Regions from separate parts of the Homo sapiens genome. Here region 2 is linked to region 1. The links are chromatin contacts, found by Hi-C or POLR2A ChIA-PET in ENCODE. All regions are on one chromosome and are shown on one strand. The core of a region is the stretch at or near the end of the contact, and the rest is flanking DNA. Distances in the headings are between cores, read along the strand shown.

Region 1 (7,850 bases), core at 3,553-6,052:
GCTGGGACAAGGACACCCCAGCACCACAGCCCCAGCTCCACGCTCCTCCTCCCACCCTCCCCTTCCCGTTTGAGCTTCCTCTCAACCTGTGGGGCAGGCCCTCCCCACAGGGATCCCGAGACCTGCAGAGAGACGCTGGCACCTCCAGCAGACTCCCCGAAGAGCGTGATGTTGTTGGGGTCCCCCCCGAAGGCCGCGATATTCCTCTTCACCCAAGCAATGGCCATGTGCTGATCCCGAAGGCCATAGTTACCTGGGGGCAGGGCAGGGGAGGGGGTGCTAGAGACCAGTGGCCCAGGCCTGGCCTCCAGGAGGGGAGATCAGCATAGGTGGGGTGGAAATGCCCTCAACAGAGTTGGGGCCATGGCAGAGCCCCAGTTGGCAAATGGTGGGTCCCTAAGAAGCTGGGTCGGGTAGGGTGCTGGAGGGGGTGGGTCCCCAGGAGACTAGGTCACGTTGGTTGCTGGAGTGGGTGGGTCCCCAGGAGGCTGAGTCGGGTGCGGTGCTGTATGGGGTGGGTCCCCAGGAGGTTGGGTTGGTGTGGTGCTGGAGGGGGTGGTGTTTGTCGGGGGCAGGATGGTCAGGCCCATGCACCTCTCCTGCCCCTGCCCCAGTCCCTCCTGTCTGTGTCCTGCCACTTCTGTGTCCACAGCTGTCTCTGCCTCAAGGTATTGTTCTCTGTCTCTCACTCAGCTCTGCTCTCCTGGTTTCTCTCTGAGCCTCAGCCTGTCTGCCTGTCTGTCTGTCCCACAGCCTCTTATTTTTGAGATGGGGCCTCACTCTGTCGCCCAGGCTGGAGTGCAGTGGCACGACCACGGCTCACTGCAGCTTTGAACCCCTGGGCTCAAGCGATCCTTCCACCTCTGCCTCCCAGGTAGCTGAGGACAGAGGCATGAGATACCACGCCTGGCTATTTTTTTTTTTTTTTTTTTTTTTGAGACAGAGTTTTACTCTTGTTCTCCAGGCTGGAGTGCAGTGGCATGATCTCGGCTCACCGCAACCTCCGCCTCCTGAGTTCAAGCGATTCTCCTGCCTCAGCCTCCCGAGTAGCTGGGATTACAGGCAAGCGCCACCACGCCTGGCTAATTTTGTATTTTTAGTAGAGAAGAGGTTTCTCCATTTTAGTCAGGCTGGTCTCAAACTCCTGACCTCAGGTGATCTACCCACCTTGGGCTCCCAACGTGCTGGGATTACAGGGGTGAGCCGCCGCGCCCAGTCCCCAGCTAATTTTTAATTTTTGTGTAGAGATGGGGGTCTCCCAGTGATTTTCAGGCTGGTCTTGAACTTCTGCGCTCAAGTGACCCACCTGTGTGGGCCTCCTAAAGTGCTGGGATTACAGGCGTGAGCCATCTCTCCCGGCCTCTGCAGCATCTTTTATTTTACTACAGCTACCAAGGGCCTCCTGCATCTCATGATTCTACTCCAGCTTCCGGGTCTTTCTGTGAACCGCCACTGGTTGTTTGGGGTGAGGGGTGCTGAGGAAAATCTCCCTGCTGGGCTCAGCATGCTGGTCGCCCCACCTCAGGGCCGAAGGCACCCACGCACCTGGCAGATTGGCGTCCCCAGTGCTGAGGAACCCAAGGGGGCCGACACGGTAGTTGAAGGTGACCACGATGACGTTTCCGCGTGTGGCGATCTCCTCGCCGTCATACAGGTAGTTGTTGAGGAAGTTGGCCCCATGGCCGGACCCCATGAGGAAGGCGCCTCCATAGATCCAGATCATAACGGGCAGGTCCCGGGAGACTGAGATGGGGGAGCGGCTGGTGACCCCAGACGCCCCGCCTGGCCCTGTCTCCAGCCGGTCCCCTGTCCCTGTGCAGCAGGTGCCTGGGGCCAAGACAGGGAGGTGCTCCAAGGCGCTGCCCTGCCCCAGGCTGGGCAACGGCAGTGGGCGCTCCCCTCCCCGCCTCTGTGGGATTTCATGGAAGTTCAGCTTTGCAGCCCCCAGACTCAAGCCAGGAGTAGACCCGGGGCAGTGGCTGCATGGGAGGGTCCCTTGGGGAGTAGAGGGGAGGCAGACCTTGCTTCCTGCCCTGGGGCACCCAAATGTTGAGGTACAGGCAGTCTTCATCCCCGTAGGTGCTGTCCTGGGTGATGGTGGCCTGCAGGCATCTCTTCTTGAAGTTCTTGGCCTTCAGGGTCCCTGCAGGTGGCAGGAGTTGGCATGAGGAAGGCAGCCGCCCTCACCCGCCCCGCCGCAGGGCCAGTCCGGCACCACCCACTCCCACCTTGCCAGCCAGGATGTGGCTGAGGATTTTCCAGGGCCTTGGTGGGAGCTGCGAAGGGGATGCCCTTGAAGATGTCCACAGAGTCACCCAGGAGGCCGAGCTTCTTATTGACGCCTTCCACGAACCCACCTTCTGTGTACACGGCGCCCAGCTGCGAGGGAGACACGGGCAGGGTCAGGGGGGCTCAAGCCCCATCGGCCTGAATCCGGAGGGGGCAAGGCAAGCCGACTCCGCGTGCCCAGAGGCAAAGACAGCTTCAAAGCAGGACAGCTCTGCACAGGAGACCCAGGCAGCACCCCCTGCCCTGCAATGCTCAGGGCTTTAGGATTCCTGTTCCTCTCCTTATCCCTGGGGGTGTCCTGCTCCCAGAATCTTAGAGGAAACTGGTTCAACCAGTGTTCCCACTAGGGAAGCCGGCCAAGAGGTGGGATGGAGGTTTGGGTTCTGGCTATGGCCGCCCAGCTTTGACTCCGATCCTCAGTTTCCCCATGTGGAAGACGAGCAACAGCCGTGTCTCCTGTCGGCCTGTTTGCCATCACATGGGAGGCCTGTCCAGCTCCCGGGAGGAGTGTACCCAATGCTCAGTGTACCCGGGATGTTTCACACCAACCTTCCTCCTTTCTGAGGGGTGGGGCCTGCTTTTCCCTCCTCCCATCTCCCTGCACAGGGCCTAGCTGGCTGGGCACAAAGTCGATGGCCCCATGCCCAAGTCCCCACAGTTCCTGAGCCCCCTGCTGGTAAAGAACCCCCTAGGGACCACACCTCCCACCCCCGCCACGCTTCCCTGTGCCATGAAAATGGCCTCTGTGCACCAAGCTGTCCACCCCCACGAGGGGCCTGGAGGTTGGTGCTCATCCACCCTCTGTCCCTGACGGAACTGAGGCTGGGCAGCTTTTGGGCTTGAAGTCACCCTGTTGAGAAGCAGCTGTCTGCCCCAGTGCCACCTCCTGTCCATCTTGGGCAGCAGCTCCCTCTTCCCGTGGTGCATGGTGGGACCAGGTCATTGCTTGCTGGCTGTCACCTGTGCCAGGTTCCAGGTGGGGAAGGGCAGGGTGGCCCTACACCCCCAGGCCCAGCCAGGGTCCCAGCAGCCCTCTGAAGTCTAGGGTGATGGGCCCCCTGTCACACTGGTGTGGGAGAGTGCGGCGGTTGGAACTGGAGGAAAGGAACCAGAAGCAACACATGCAGGCATCGTGGGCATCCCCTGCGAGGCATCTGTGTCTCCTTGTGCCAGTGGCGTGATCCCTGTGCAATTGAGACTGGCCAGAGGGCCTCAGGGTGGGGAAATGGGGAGGGGTCGTGATGACCTGCCGAAGGCCTCTCAGCACCCCAAGAAGAGCTCGCCCAAGAAGAAGGTGACCTCTCCTTTGAGTCAGGAGCCCAGGACCACTGCCCAAACCTCCCGGTCCCAGGGCCAGGGAGTGTGGAGAGCAGGCAGCAGAGGTGGAGACAGGAGTCCCCAGGGCCTGAGACACCGCAGGCGGCAGAACAGCGTGGTTGGGATCTGGGGTCCCCTGTGTGACTCCTGCTGGGGGCAGGGACTGGGCCGGGCACCGACACCGGCTTCCTGTGGGGCTTGGGGTTTCTGTGGCTTCTCCTTCACAGGCAGAGAGGGTAGAATTTATGGATGCCTCGAGAGAGCTCCTGCCTGCCGGCTCTCTTTCTGGAGGGACCCGGACCCGGGTGTGGAGTAGCTCGGCTTTCAGCTTCCTGCACAGGAATAGGAGGCAGCAGCTGTGCCATGCTGGGCAAACTGCCTGCCTGCTTCTCTCCACCCGTCTGCCTGCTCTCCACACTCCCTGCCCCTGGGCCCGTTTCCCCTTCTGTAAAATGGGAACAACAGAGAGGTGGAATCACCAGGATTAGCAAATGTAAATTCAAGAGGCCCAGTTACATTTGAATTTCAGGTAAACAGTGAATTGTTTTTTAGTATGTTTCATTTTTTTCTTTTTCTATTTTTTGAGACAGAGTCTCGCCCTGTCACCCAGGCTGGAGTGCAGTAGCGTGATCTCAGCTCACCGCAATCTCCACCTCCCAGCTTCAAGCGGTTCTCCTGCCTCAGCCTCCCGAGTAGCTGGGATTACAGGCACCCACCACCACGCCCGATTAATATTTGTATTTTTAGTAGAGACGGGGTTTCACCATGTTGGCCAGGCTGGTCTCCAACTCCTGACCTCAAGTGATCCACCCACCTCGGCCTCCCAAACTGGTGGGATTGCAGGTGTGAGCCACTGCGCCCGGCCCATAGAAATTTGTTTCAAATATTGCATGGGACATACTTACACAGCAGTTCTTGGCAGTTTATCTGAAATTCAAATGGAATTGGGCATCCTGTGTTCTACCTGGCACCTGTCCCCATAGAAATGAGCGTGAGTGCCCGGGATCTGCTGCGGGGCTGTGCTGGGCTCTTTCTCAGCCTGGCCCGAAGTTTCCAGATCTGATTGAGCGAGAGAGCAGCAGGACCTGCCCCTCTGCTGGGCTCTTACCTTCGCGGCACTCGCCACTGCCCAGCAGCAGGTGAGGCCCAACACAACCAGTTGCAGGCGCCCCATGGTGAGCATCAGCCTCTGGGTGGCCCTCCCCCTGGGCCTCGGGTATTTATGGAGCTGGATCCAAGGTCACATGCTTGTTCATGAGCTCTCAGGCACTCCCTCCCCTCTACCCCCTCAGGTGCAGGGAGATCCAGTTTTCCCCAAACCCACAGTGCACCTGTGCAGGTTACCACTTACCTGGGAGCAGAGGCAGGTGGCAAGGTGGCGGGTGGTAAGGGGGATGGTGGGGCCGGGCAGGGTGCACAGTGCCCTGCCTTCTGGTTTGTTCACAGGGCTTGGTGTCACTGTCAGAGAAAAGGGCATACTTTGTCTCCATGTCTCCATGCCCTGCTTGTCCCCTAGGTCCCCAAAGGGGCTTCAGAGGGGACCGAGCACGTGACTTCTGGGACAGAAAGGGCAGCATGCTGCAGGCCCTCCACTCATGTGGCTGACCTTATCTGTACGAGCTTTTCCTGGGGCCCGTGGAGCGGGTAGTCCAAGCTGGGTGCGAATCCCAGAGCAGCACAAGGCAGTCCCACTCAAGGGTGTGGAAGTGTCACCATCCAGCCTGATGTGTCCTGGGAGGGAGGACTAGAGGCTCAGGGGGTGTGGGTGGGGGGGTGCGGAGGCATCTAGCCCAACCATGTAGGTTTCCCTGTGGAAACAAAGGGCCCAGCCGAGGCCCTGGGGCATGCCCAGGCAGAGTGACAGAAGGGGAGGGAAAGAGGCCAGTGGGAGGGAAGGGAGAAGGTCGTGTGAGGTTGTGGAGGAGGAGGCGACTCGTATTTTCTGTGAACAGGTATTAATCCTGGAGCCAGGAAAGGCTCTGAGAAGTGAAAGAACACCACGAACAAAGTCTTCAGATGGGGCCTTTAAGCTCAGCCAGTGTGAGGTCACCCTCACCGAGACACTCAGTGGCAGCTCCAGCCACCGCACAGCCCTCTGCAGTGATGGGAACAGGGTGAGGGCAGCCAGAGCCTTCCCACCCAACAGTCCCCCAGGAGACACTGGGGCCTGTGCTTCCCACACCAACCACACTCCCGTTCTGCCACCCCTGCGGCCGGTGCCAGGGACCGAGTGGACCTGCAGAGCCACGTCTGTCCCTCTGTCTGTCGACCACAGCCGGTGCCAGCAATTCAGGAGGCCTAGTGGGCGAGGGAGGCTGGGGAAAGGACTGGAGGGTGGGAGGAGGAGCTCGGCCACAGGAAATAAGGGGCCTGCAGGTGGCTGGGGCGCCCCAGGGCAAAGGCATTTGCCTCAGACCTTTGCTGCAGTGTCATTTACAGTGGCTAAGGAGGAAAGGGGAGGGCAGAGGGGAGGCAGCAGGGAGAGGAAGGAGGTGGGGGAGGGCTGGGGCAGGGCAGAGGGAAAGGAAGGCCCCAGTTTATATCTATGTACATTTTTAGAGCAGCTTTAGGTTCACAGCAAAATTAGAGGAAGATTACAGAGATTTCCCGTATGTCCTCGCCCCACTCCAGTCTCCCCCGTTATCAACATCCCCCACCAGGGGGTACAGCTGTTAACACCTGATGAATCCACATTGACATGTCATTATCACCCGGAGTCCACAGAGGTTTTTTGTTTGTTTGTTTTTTTGAGACAGGGTCTCTGTCACCCAGGCTAGAGTGCAGTGGCACAATCATAGCTCACTGCAGTCTTGAACTCCTGGGTTCGAGGGATCCTCCTGCTTTAGCCTCTGAAGTAGCTGGGATTACAGGCGTGCGCCATCACACCCAGCCGATTTTTGTATTTTTAGTAGAGACTGGGTTTCACCATGTTGGCCAGGCTGGTCTCAAACTCCTGAGCTCAAGTGATCTGCCCGCCTCAGCCTCCCAAAGTGCTGGGATTACAGGCATGAGCCACCGTGCCCAGCCTCATACTTTATTTTTTTAAAATTGGCAAAAAAAAAAAAAAAAAACTTATTTCCTGGCTCTGTCTCTTCCAAAGCCCTAGCAGTAACGAAATCCCAGGAGCAAGCCCCACCCCTGGTGACCAGACTGGGGTCTCTAAACACCATATTCACACCGACTGAGTGCACCCTGGGGAGATGGTTGGGCCGGGTCCGCAACAGGAAATGCCAGGGAGGGGCTGGAGCCTGCAGCATCGTGGTAGCTGTAAGTAAGGAAGGTGCCCAAGACCCAAGGCTTGTGTCAAAGGACTACAGAGGTCAACCTGAGGCCGCCTCTGGGCAAAGATAGACAAGTTGGGCATGAAAAAGCAAGCCTGCAATTGACAGACGTGAGAGTTCACCAGGCAGCCCAGGAAACACGCTCTCCACCCCCTCCTGCCCTGTCACTGGCCCTTGCCAGGGCACTAACTCATTGTTCTGAAAACTGTTAGAGGTGATAACAGGCATTTTCCCTTCTTTTCTGTGAAAATAGTATTTCAGGGTAATCAAACAGACGATGAGGAAGATTCCTTTATAGGATTCCAGCTACTAAATGCAGAGGGAACGATATAATTCAAAAAAATCACCATTTTGCACCCTTAAGGAAGTAGTAGGTCCAGGCAATTATCAACGGCTATTCAAAAGCCATTAAATAGGCTGGACGCAGTGGCTCACACCTGTAATCCCAGTACTTTGGAAGGCTGAGGCGGGAGGATCCCTTGAGCCCAGCCTGGACAACATTAGTGAGACCTCATCTCTACAAAAATTCAAAAATTATCTGGGCATGGCGGTACACAACCTGTAGTTCCAGCTACTCAGGAGGCTGAGGTGGAAGGATCACCCGAGCCCAGGAGGTTGAGGCTGCAGTGAGCCCTGATTGCATCACTGCACTCCAACCTGGGTGACAAAGCAAGACCATCTCAAAAAAAAAAAAAAGACCCACAAATGAAACAAAAAACCACAGAAACCCAAAAACCGTTAGATAAAAGACCAACACATCAGGCTGACAACACCTAAACCTGCTGGTCAATCCTAGTAAGCAGACCTCCCGTGCATGCAGACTGACGCAGCCTAGGAAGAGACCTTGAACCCGAATCTGGCTGAGCCTCCACCTGTCCCCAGGAAATACAGGGGAGAGAGGAGCAGGTTCAGCACCACACAGAAGCAACCAGCCAATCCAGAACAGGGCCATTCTCTGACAAC
Region 2 (7,850 bases), core at 4,907-7,406, 41 kb before region 1:
AGAACCCTGGCTCCCACACCTCTTGTGGTTCCTGCTAGAGGGCTGGGGTCTGGGGGCTTCGCCTGCAGGAAGAAAGACGACCGAGAGCTGTGGAGGGGTCCTGGGGTGGCTGGGGCTCGGGGCAGCCCCCGGCGGGAACTCATCCCACCATAGCCTCATCCCAGCTGGCCTTGGCTCAGTGGGCCCTGATCTAGGGGCCCCTGGCAAGAGGTGGGGTGAGCCTCTGCTCTCACATTGCCTCACCCCTCAATAGTGAGTGCTCAGTGGGCAGGCTGCACCCCACCCTCTGGGAGAACAGGATTAGTGGGAAGATGAGACCCACACACAGCTCTGAGAGAGTAAGGCAGCTCACCAGCACTGAGCTACAAGTTGAGGAGCCGCCAGGGACCTGCAGATGCCCGGCAGGAGGACCGATCCCTCATGGAGTTTACATTCCAGCGAGGAGGGGGTGCTGGGAGACATGCAGAGCTGTGGGCGGGGCTTCCTTGGAGGAGGGGAGAGGTGTTCGCCACTGACCAGGGGCCTCCTTGGTTCTTTTAGCTGGACAGCCAAGGGGGCTTGGGCCGGGGCAGGTGGCCTTCAGATGGACAGGGGCCGGCTCAGGAGCCCAGCCTGGCTCAGGGGAGCCCAGGCCTCTGACTCTGCTGCCACCCACCTGTCCCCAGTGCCATCTCCTCCATCCTGGGCACCTGGCTGGACCAGTACTCGGAGGATTTCTGTCAACCTCCGGACTTTCCCTGCCTCAAGCAGCTGGTGGCCTACGTGCAGCTCAACATGCCAGGCTCAGACCTGGAGCGCCGTGCCCACCTTCTCCTGGCCCAGCTGGAGCACTCGGAACCCATTGAGGCAGAGCCTGAGGGTGAGGAGGACTGGGGTGGGTGCCAGAGGGTGAATGAGGAGGGGTCGGTGCTGGGCCACACGAAGAGGAGGCTCCAGGGTCTGGTGCTGGGTCAGGGGCCCAGATGAGCCTCAGACCACACAGGCAGGGACCACAGGCAGGAGAGTGGCCTGGTACACGTTTTGTGGGTTCGGGGAGAGAGGCTTCTCTGGAAGCCGGGGCTGTTCTGTGTCTTTGGAAAGGCACAGGAAAGGCTGGCATGTTGTTGAACTTTTCTCCTCTTGCAGCTCTGTCACCAGTGCCAGCTCTAAAACCAACTCCAGAGCTCGAGCTAGCTCTAACACCAGCTCGAGCACCCAGCCCAGTGCCGGCTCCAGCCCCGGAGCCAGAGCCAGCTCCAACACCAGCTCCAGGTTCAGAGCTAGAAGTAGCTCCAGCACCAGCTCCGGAGCTCCAGCAGGCTCCAGAGCCAGCTGTGGGACTAGAATCGGCTCCAGCGCCAGCTCTGGAACTAGAGCCAGCTCCAGAACAGGATCCAGCTCCCTCACAAACTCTAGAGCTGGAGCCAGCTCCAGCACCAGTTCCATCATTACAGCCTTCCTGGCCTTCACCTGTGGTTGCAGAGAACGGGCTGAGTGAGGAGAAGCCTCACCTCTTGGTGTTCCCTCCAGATCTGGTGGCAGAGCAGTTTACACTGATGGATGCGGTGAGCAGCTCAGCTTGGCAGGGCAGGGGTGGGCCTGCCTTCTGGCAGCATCTGCTGTCCCAGACCTACCATTTGCTGATCCAGAGCTGATGTTCTGGTCAAATCCCAGCTCTGCTGCTACACACCAAGTAACCAGGTCGTTCCTTAACCCCAAGTCCTCAGTTTACCTCTGGACAGTAGAGATGAGGTCACCCCTATCCTCCAGAGTGACTGTGCAGATTCTAGATGGAACAGACAGGAAGCTCAGCAGGCCTGGCCTGTGGGAGCGGAGGGTGCTCACCAAGGTGCATCCATGGGTCACCCCCATCTGTTCAGGAGGCTCACCAGCCTCAGCACTCATTAGGCACTTGGTGTGTCCTGGAGCCTATGGCAGACACTGGACAAAGCCCTTAGTTGTAGCGCCCACAGCAGATGTGCGTCTGGATGGGGAGCAGACTGAGGCGGGGGGATGGGGGGTGGGCAGGCGTGAGCCGCCTGTTGGAGCTGGGGCTTGGTGAGGCTGCGCGAGGCGGTGCTCCTCTTCTTCCCACCAGCGTTCTGTCCCGGGTCACTTGTGTGCTGGGCACCCTGCATGGACACGGGATAAAACCCAGAGATCCCCACAAGGCTCAAGCTGCATCCTCAGCTTCCCCAGCACCAGCCCAGACTGCTGGGGCAGGACCAGGTGACATTTAGCCTCCTCCCCAGGAACTGTTCAAGAAGGTGGTGCCCTACCACTGCCTGGGCTCCATCTGGTCCCAGCGGGACAAGAAGGGCAAGGAGCACCTGGCGCCCACCATCCGCGCCACTGTCACCCAGTTCAACAGTGTGGCCAACTGTGTCATCACCACCTGCCTCGGGAACCGAAGCACGAAAGCCCCAGACAGGGCCAGGGTGGTGGAGCACTGGATCGAGGTGGCCAGGGTATGCCAGAGGAGGGGCCTGGGCCCCCACTTTGGCTTCATCTGTTCTCAGGTTGTGGTCTGCAGTCCAAGGCCCTGTACAGGCCCCAGTCTACCCTTCCCAGGGGCATGCTGGCCTTGACTCTCCCAGCCCACTGCCTGGATGCTCACGTCTTCCTTACACTCTTTCCTTGGGTTGAGCTAAAATCCTCCTGTCACCCCCGGGTCGCAGGCGTGCCCTCTGGGGACTCCCTGGGTGTCTGTCTCATTAGGAGGGGAGGCTTGGCCAAGGGGGACTGAGGCCAGGCAAGCTGGGAGCTCCAGCCCCACCTCATGCCTCCTGCTCTTCCCGCCCCAGGAGTGCCGGATCCTCAAGAACTTCTCGTCACTGTATGCCATCCTCTCTGCCCTGCAGAGCAACTCCATCCACCGTCTGAAGAAGACGTGGGAAGACGTTTCCAGGTGGGCATGCCTCTGTAGGAGCTCCTGGTGCACCAGGGACCTCCCACAGGGCTGGCATCACCCCCTTAGTGAGCCCATGGGAGGCCACAAACCCTGAGGGCAGGGACCCTTCACTGACCTGAGTTGGCAGCAGCTCTGCCTCAGAGCTCGGCTTCCTAAGCTGTCAGATGGTGGGTTGAGCCACATCAGAGATTTTCAGGTATTCGTGTTGTAGCCACAGAACCCTCATCCAATTGAAATCAAAACCTTTGTGCCAGGCGCAATGGCTAACGCCTGTAATCCCAGCTACTTGGGAGGCTGAGGCAGGAGAATTTCTTGGACCCAGGAGGTAGAGGTTGCAATGAGTCGACATCTGGCCACTGCACTCCAGCCTGGGTGACTGAAACTGTCTCCAAAAAAAGAAAAAAACCCCTTTGGAAATAGCTGCTCAGTGGAAACGGGAATGGGGTCCTGTTGCACCAACATGAAGGCCCCCTCCCCAGACCTGCAGAGCGTTAGTGCTCTGGGGTACCCTGTGTGCTGCGTTCAGGCAGTCTGGGGTCTTTCAGCTCTAAAATAAAACGGATTTGCACTCACACCCCTCCCTACCATTCCCAGCTTTCTCTTTCCTTCTTTGCCCTTCTGACAGGGACAGTTTCCGGATCTTTCAGAAGCTGTCAGAGATCTTCTCAGATGAGAACAACTACTCATTGAGCCGGGAGCTGCTCATCAAGGTGGAGTGGCGGCAGGCTGGGGCGGGGGCTGGGGCGGGGGCTGGGGCGGGGGCTGGGGCGGGGGCTGGGGCTGGGGCGGGGGCTGGGGCGGGGGCTGGGGCGGGGGCTGGGGCGGCGGGCGGTGGCATTCGCTTCTTGCTGGGAAAGTTCCTTTCCCGTGTGCGTGAAGGGGGAAGAGGGATCTGTTTGGCCCCTGGGTGTTTGAGGGACAGGGCCCCAGTTAATTGGACACAGTAAGGGTAGCAGTGGAGGTTCCAGGAGGAGTAGATGGGCATCAGGACCAGCAGGCCTCTGGCTTCCTCGCCGGTCCCTCCTGCTGGGTGGGAAGGGGATGCGGCTCCTGCCCCCACACCGGCCCAGTCTGTCCCCGGGAGGCCAGGCTCCTGACGCTACCTCTGTCTGCTCTACACACCCAAGGAGAGGGCAGCCTGCCTACCCCAGGGACAGGAGCTGCAGGGGATGCCAGGGGCCAGGTGGCCAGACCTGGGAGGCAGATTTGGAGGCCCCATGTGGCTTCCCTACCCTGCCCCGAGAAGAGACACTGACCAGAGAACCCTGTAGAATTCTTCCCATGGCACCCCATTAGCTGTGGCGGATACCCCAGATGACTGAGGAGAACTTTCAGTGACTAATGGATTCACGAGGCCTCAGAGGGAGTCAAGTGTCACTGCCTGGTGCCCCTGGCATACCCGGTCAGTGAAATGGCATCTAGGGCCCCCCTCCTGCGTGGACACACACAGAGTTCCCTACAGGGGAGCATCGCAGGGGGCTCCTGGGACACCTGTCCCTCTCCCTCCGTGGCACAGCTCCACTGGGGGCCCTGGCATGCACGAGAAGCCCAGAGGACGGTACCCTGATCAGTGACCAAACGGGTAAAGGCAGATGGGGCAGAGCCTCTGGCTAGGACAGAAGAGCCTGTTCTGAGTCCCTGGGGGGCCCAGGGCAAGTCACTGCCCATCTCAGGGCCATAGTTTCCTCATCTAGAAAATGGAGGAATGCCAGCCCTGGGGTGCTGACCTTATGGAAGGTTCAAGGGAGAAAGGAGTGTGCAGCCATAACAGGACTGTAGCGCAGAGTCTCTGAGGCCCTGCGAGGCAGGTGGAGTTTTTTTATTTGTTTAGAGAAGGAGTCTCGCTCTGTCTCCCAGGCTGGAGTGCAATGGCGTGATCTCGGCTCACTGCAATCCCCACCTCCTGGGTTCAAGGGATTCTCCTGCCTCAGCTTCCCAAGTAGCTGGGATTATAGGTGTGCACCACCAACCCAGGTAATTTTTGTATTTTTTAGTAGAGATGGGGTTTCACTGTGTTGGCCAGGCTGGTCTTAAACTCCTGACCTCAAGTGATCCACCTGCCTTGGCCTTCCAAAATGCTGGGATTACAGGCGTGAGCCACCGCACCATGCAGCAGGCGGAGTTCTCATCCGCACTTTCCAGAGGGGGAGGCAGGCTCAGGAAGGCCAGGCCACCGGCCCAGGACCCCACACTAGTGAGTATTGATACAGGGTCAGCCCTGGAACCCGACCACACTGGCAGCACCCCAGGTCAGGGTGCCTGAGGGCTGAGGGGATAGGGCCTTGCTGACCCTGTCCTCTACCCTGGCAGGAGGGCACCTCCAAGTTTGCCACCCTGGAGATGAACCCCAAGAGAGCCCAGAAACGGCCGAAGGAGACGGTGAGAGTGCCCAAGGCCGCGGAGGGGCAGGGGGCTGGCCTGGGGGTAGGGAGGAGGGCCCTTTCCTCTCTAGCCACGGTGCCTATGGGCCCCATTAGAGGTAGCCTCCTCTGGACCCTAGCAGAGCCACACCTGGATCAGCTGGTATCTGGGAAGACCAGCTGCAGCCACGAAAGGACAGGCCTGGCAGAGCCGGCTCAGGCGGGTGTGGGGCTGGGGAGGGCCAGGGGCCACACGACTTGGGAACCTGGCATTTCCCAGATGCCAGCCAGGGAGATGGCTAGAGGGAGTCTGGGGTCCAGGGAGACAGTGGGCCCCAGGAGGCCCCCAGAGGTCCCCCAGCTGTTCCAAGTGAGACCAGTTGGGGCTGGGGGCTGAGAAAGCCTTCAGGGGAGGGGCCTTGCTCATCCTCCTACCCCAATGTCACAGGGCATCATCCAGGGCACCGTTCCCTACCTGGGCACGTTCCTCACCGACCTGGTGATGCTGGACACTGCCATGAAGGACTATCTGTATGTGAGTGTGCCGGGCGGGGCTGGAGTAGGGCCCGGGAGGAGAGACCTTCCCTGAGCCCTGGGGGCTGGGCTGCCACACCTGTCCCAGCAATGAGTAAACAGCTCAGTGCCCTGCTGGTGACACCCCAGGGCTGCCCAAACACAGAGCTGCAGCAGGGTTTGGCTGAGTGGGACACAGCCCATCCCTCAGGCAGTGACCCTGAGCACAGAGGGAAGCCAGGCCCTCAGCGGTCAGGCGGCACGTGGTGGCTGAGCAGGGCCTTCTCACCCAAGGCCTCAGTCCATTGTCCTCCGAGAGTGCTGGACAAGAAGTCCCCAAGCCTCTGCCCGCATGTCCCCTTGCCCTGGTGCCCAGCACCGGCTTCAATCCAGGGGTGTGCGTGCCCTGCCCCCTGGTGGGCACTCTTGATAGTGCAGCATGAGGTGGGGAGACTGTAATGGTCAAGGGGTCACTTTCTGACGGCCATTGGGTGTCCACCTTCCAGGGCAGACTCATCAACTTTGAGAAGAGGAGGAAGGTAAGCAGCTGCAGGCAGCCCTGACTTGGGGAGGGGTGGAAAACAGACCCACCAGGGTAGGACATTTCAACTCCTACCCTCTCCTTAGATTCATGGGACATGGGACATTTGGACACAGAGAGAAGGGGGTCCCCTCCCACTGGAGGGTGAGGGTAGGAGGTTATAATCCAGGACCACCTCCTGGGGAGTGGCTGAGCCCAACTTTGAGAACAGGAAGGCCTGGATGGGAGTAGAGGGGAGGAAGGGACCCCAAGAACAAAGACCCAGAGACTGGCCCCTGTGCTGCCCGGGGGGCCTTGTCACCGCCCTGTGCTTCCCTCTGGCCCCAGGAGTTCGAGGTGATCGCCCAGATCAAGCTGCTGCAGTCGGCCTGCAACAACTACAGCATCGCGCCAGATGAGCAATTTGGGGCCTGGTTCCGGGCCGTGGAGCGGCTCAGCGAGACTGAGAGGTGAGGCCGGGGCAGCAAATGGGGACAGTGGGGGCAGGCTGTCCTAGGGGGCCAGCTCCAGAGGGCCAGCAGCTATGACCCATGGTCAGCCTCAGCCCCTGTTGCCTGAGGATGGCCGGGGCACCCCGACTCCAGCTTCTGGGCAGGTGCTGGGGGAAGGCCGGAGCATGGCCCCTGGTTGTCACACCACTGCCCCTCTGCTCATAGCTACAACCTGTCGTGCGAGCTGGAGCCCCCATCCGAGTCAGCCAGCAACACCCTCAGGACCAAGAAGAACACAGCCATTGTCAAGCGCTGGAGCGAGTAAGGGCCTGGCCAAGGGTGGTAGGGGCAGCTGCCTTGGGGCTCAGAAGCTTCAGGGCTGAGCCTGGGCTCAGGGAGTCAGGGAGGCTGGCCCTGGAATCCTACCCTGCTGCTGACTGGCCCTGAGACTGGGATGAGTCCCCTCACCTTTTTGGGCCTCAGTTTCCTCCTCTGTGAAATGGGGTGATACTAAATGCTCTCCCAGATGGCTGTGGTGAATGGAGTACTGGCAACTGTCCCAGCACTTTGCACAGTCCTTGGGCGCAGGGTGCAGGGGCTGTGGGGTTGGGATGTGTCCTTGGGGAGCCCCCTTAACTAAGCCAACTCTTCACCCAGCCGCCAGGCCCCCAGCACTGAGCTCAGTACCAGTGGCAGCTCCCACTCCAAGTCCTGTGACCAGCTCAGGTGTGGCCCCTACCTCAGCAGCGGGGACATCGCTGACGCGCTCAGCGTGCACTCGGCCGGCTCCTCTAGCTCCGACGTGGAGGAGATCAACATCAGCTTCGTCCCGGAGTCTCCTGATGGCCAGGAAAAGAAGGTGACTGCCTGCCCTTCTCCCCAATATCCTTTCCCATCTCCCCACTCCAAATCCATGCATGGGGCCAGGAAGCCCTGGATCCTGAACACAGCTTCTAGAAGGTTCCCCATCTGGCAGCTGGCCTGGGGTGCCCCCACAGGGCAGTGGGATCTGCTGATCTTACCGTCTCCCTCAGTTCTGGGAATCAGCCTCACAGTCATCCCCGGAGACCTCCGGCATCAGCTCAGCCTCCAGCAGCACCTCGTCCTCCTCAGCC

Evidence for each region. A loop is a pair of places that touch in the nucleus more often than their neighbours do. ChIA-PET counts read pairs that join two places held with the same protein, here RNA polymerase II (POLR2A). Pooled maps may share reads with other maps.
Region 2: a map of posterior cingulate gyrus shows a loop between it and region 1 (2.0-fold over the local background). The contact joins the enhancer-like site here to the promoter of CEL in region 1. A Hi-C loop is called at or near these places in 22 of 168 maps with a recorded cell type or tissue (Right ventricle myocardium superior, adrenal gland, cardiac septum and 13 more), 3 of 37 single-sample maps with no recorded cell type and 24 of 50 pooled maps. POLR2A ChIA-PET finds 5 or more read pairs at or near these places in 8 of 52 experiments (GM12878, K562, RWPE1 and 5 more).

What each region holds. Positions count from the first base shown.
Region 1 is chr9:133,058,933-133,066,782 of GRCh38, reverse strand. CEL (carboxyl ester lipase) reads right to left here and starts at 4,802. Exons shown (of 11, transcript NM_001807.6): 1 at 4,715-4,802; 2 at 2,229-2,379; 3 at 2,021-2,143; 4 at 1,546-1,743; 5 at 123-253. The coding sequence starts at 4,780. It overlaps LOC124902325, which reads left to right and starts at 5,451. Exons shown (of 2, transcript XM_047424377.1): 1 at 5,451-6,034. The coding sequence starts at 5,451. RefSeq lists enhancers at 5,087-5,839, 5,840-6,591.
Region 2 is chr9:133,101,682-133,109,531 of GRCh38, reverse strand. RALGDS (ral guanine nucleotide dissociation stimulator) reads left to right here. Exons shown (of 18, transcript NM_006266.4): 5 at 666-859; 6 at 1,126-1,544; 7 at 2,232-2,447; 8 at 2,784-2,887; 9 at 3,516-3,600; 10 at 5,201-5,269; 11 at 5,699-5,785; 12 at 6,270-6,302; 13 at 6,632-6,753; 14 at 6,961-7,056; 15 at 7,393-7,594; 16 at 7,770-7,850. Among named protein-coding and RNA genes, the nearest start is that of RALGDS, 16 kb to the left of the region's middle. RefSeq lists an enhancer at 7,131-7,850. Within about 2 kb of position 6,156, at least 8 of the 41 ENCODE cell types and tissues checked have a DNase peak (open chromatin) inside an H3K27ac peak, as active enhancers do; they include dorsolateral prefrontal cortex and gastrocnemius medialis, where a contact is called at or near this core.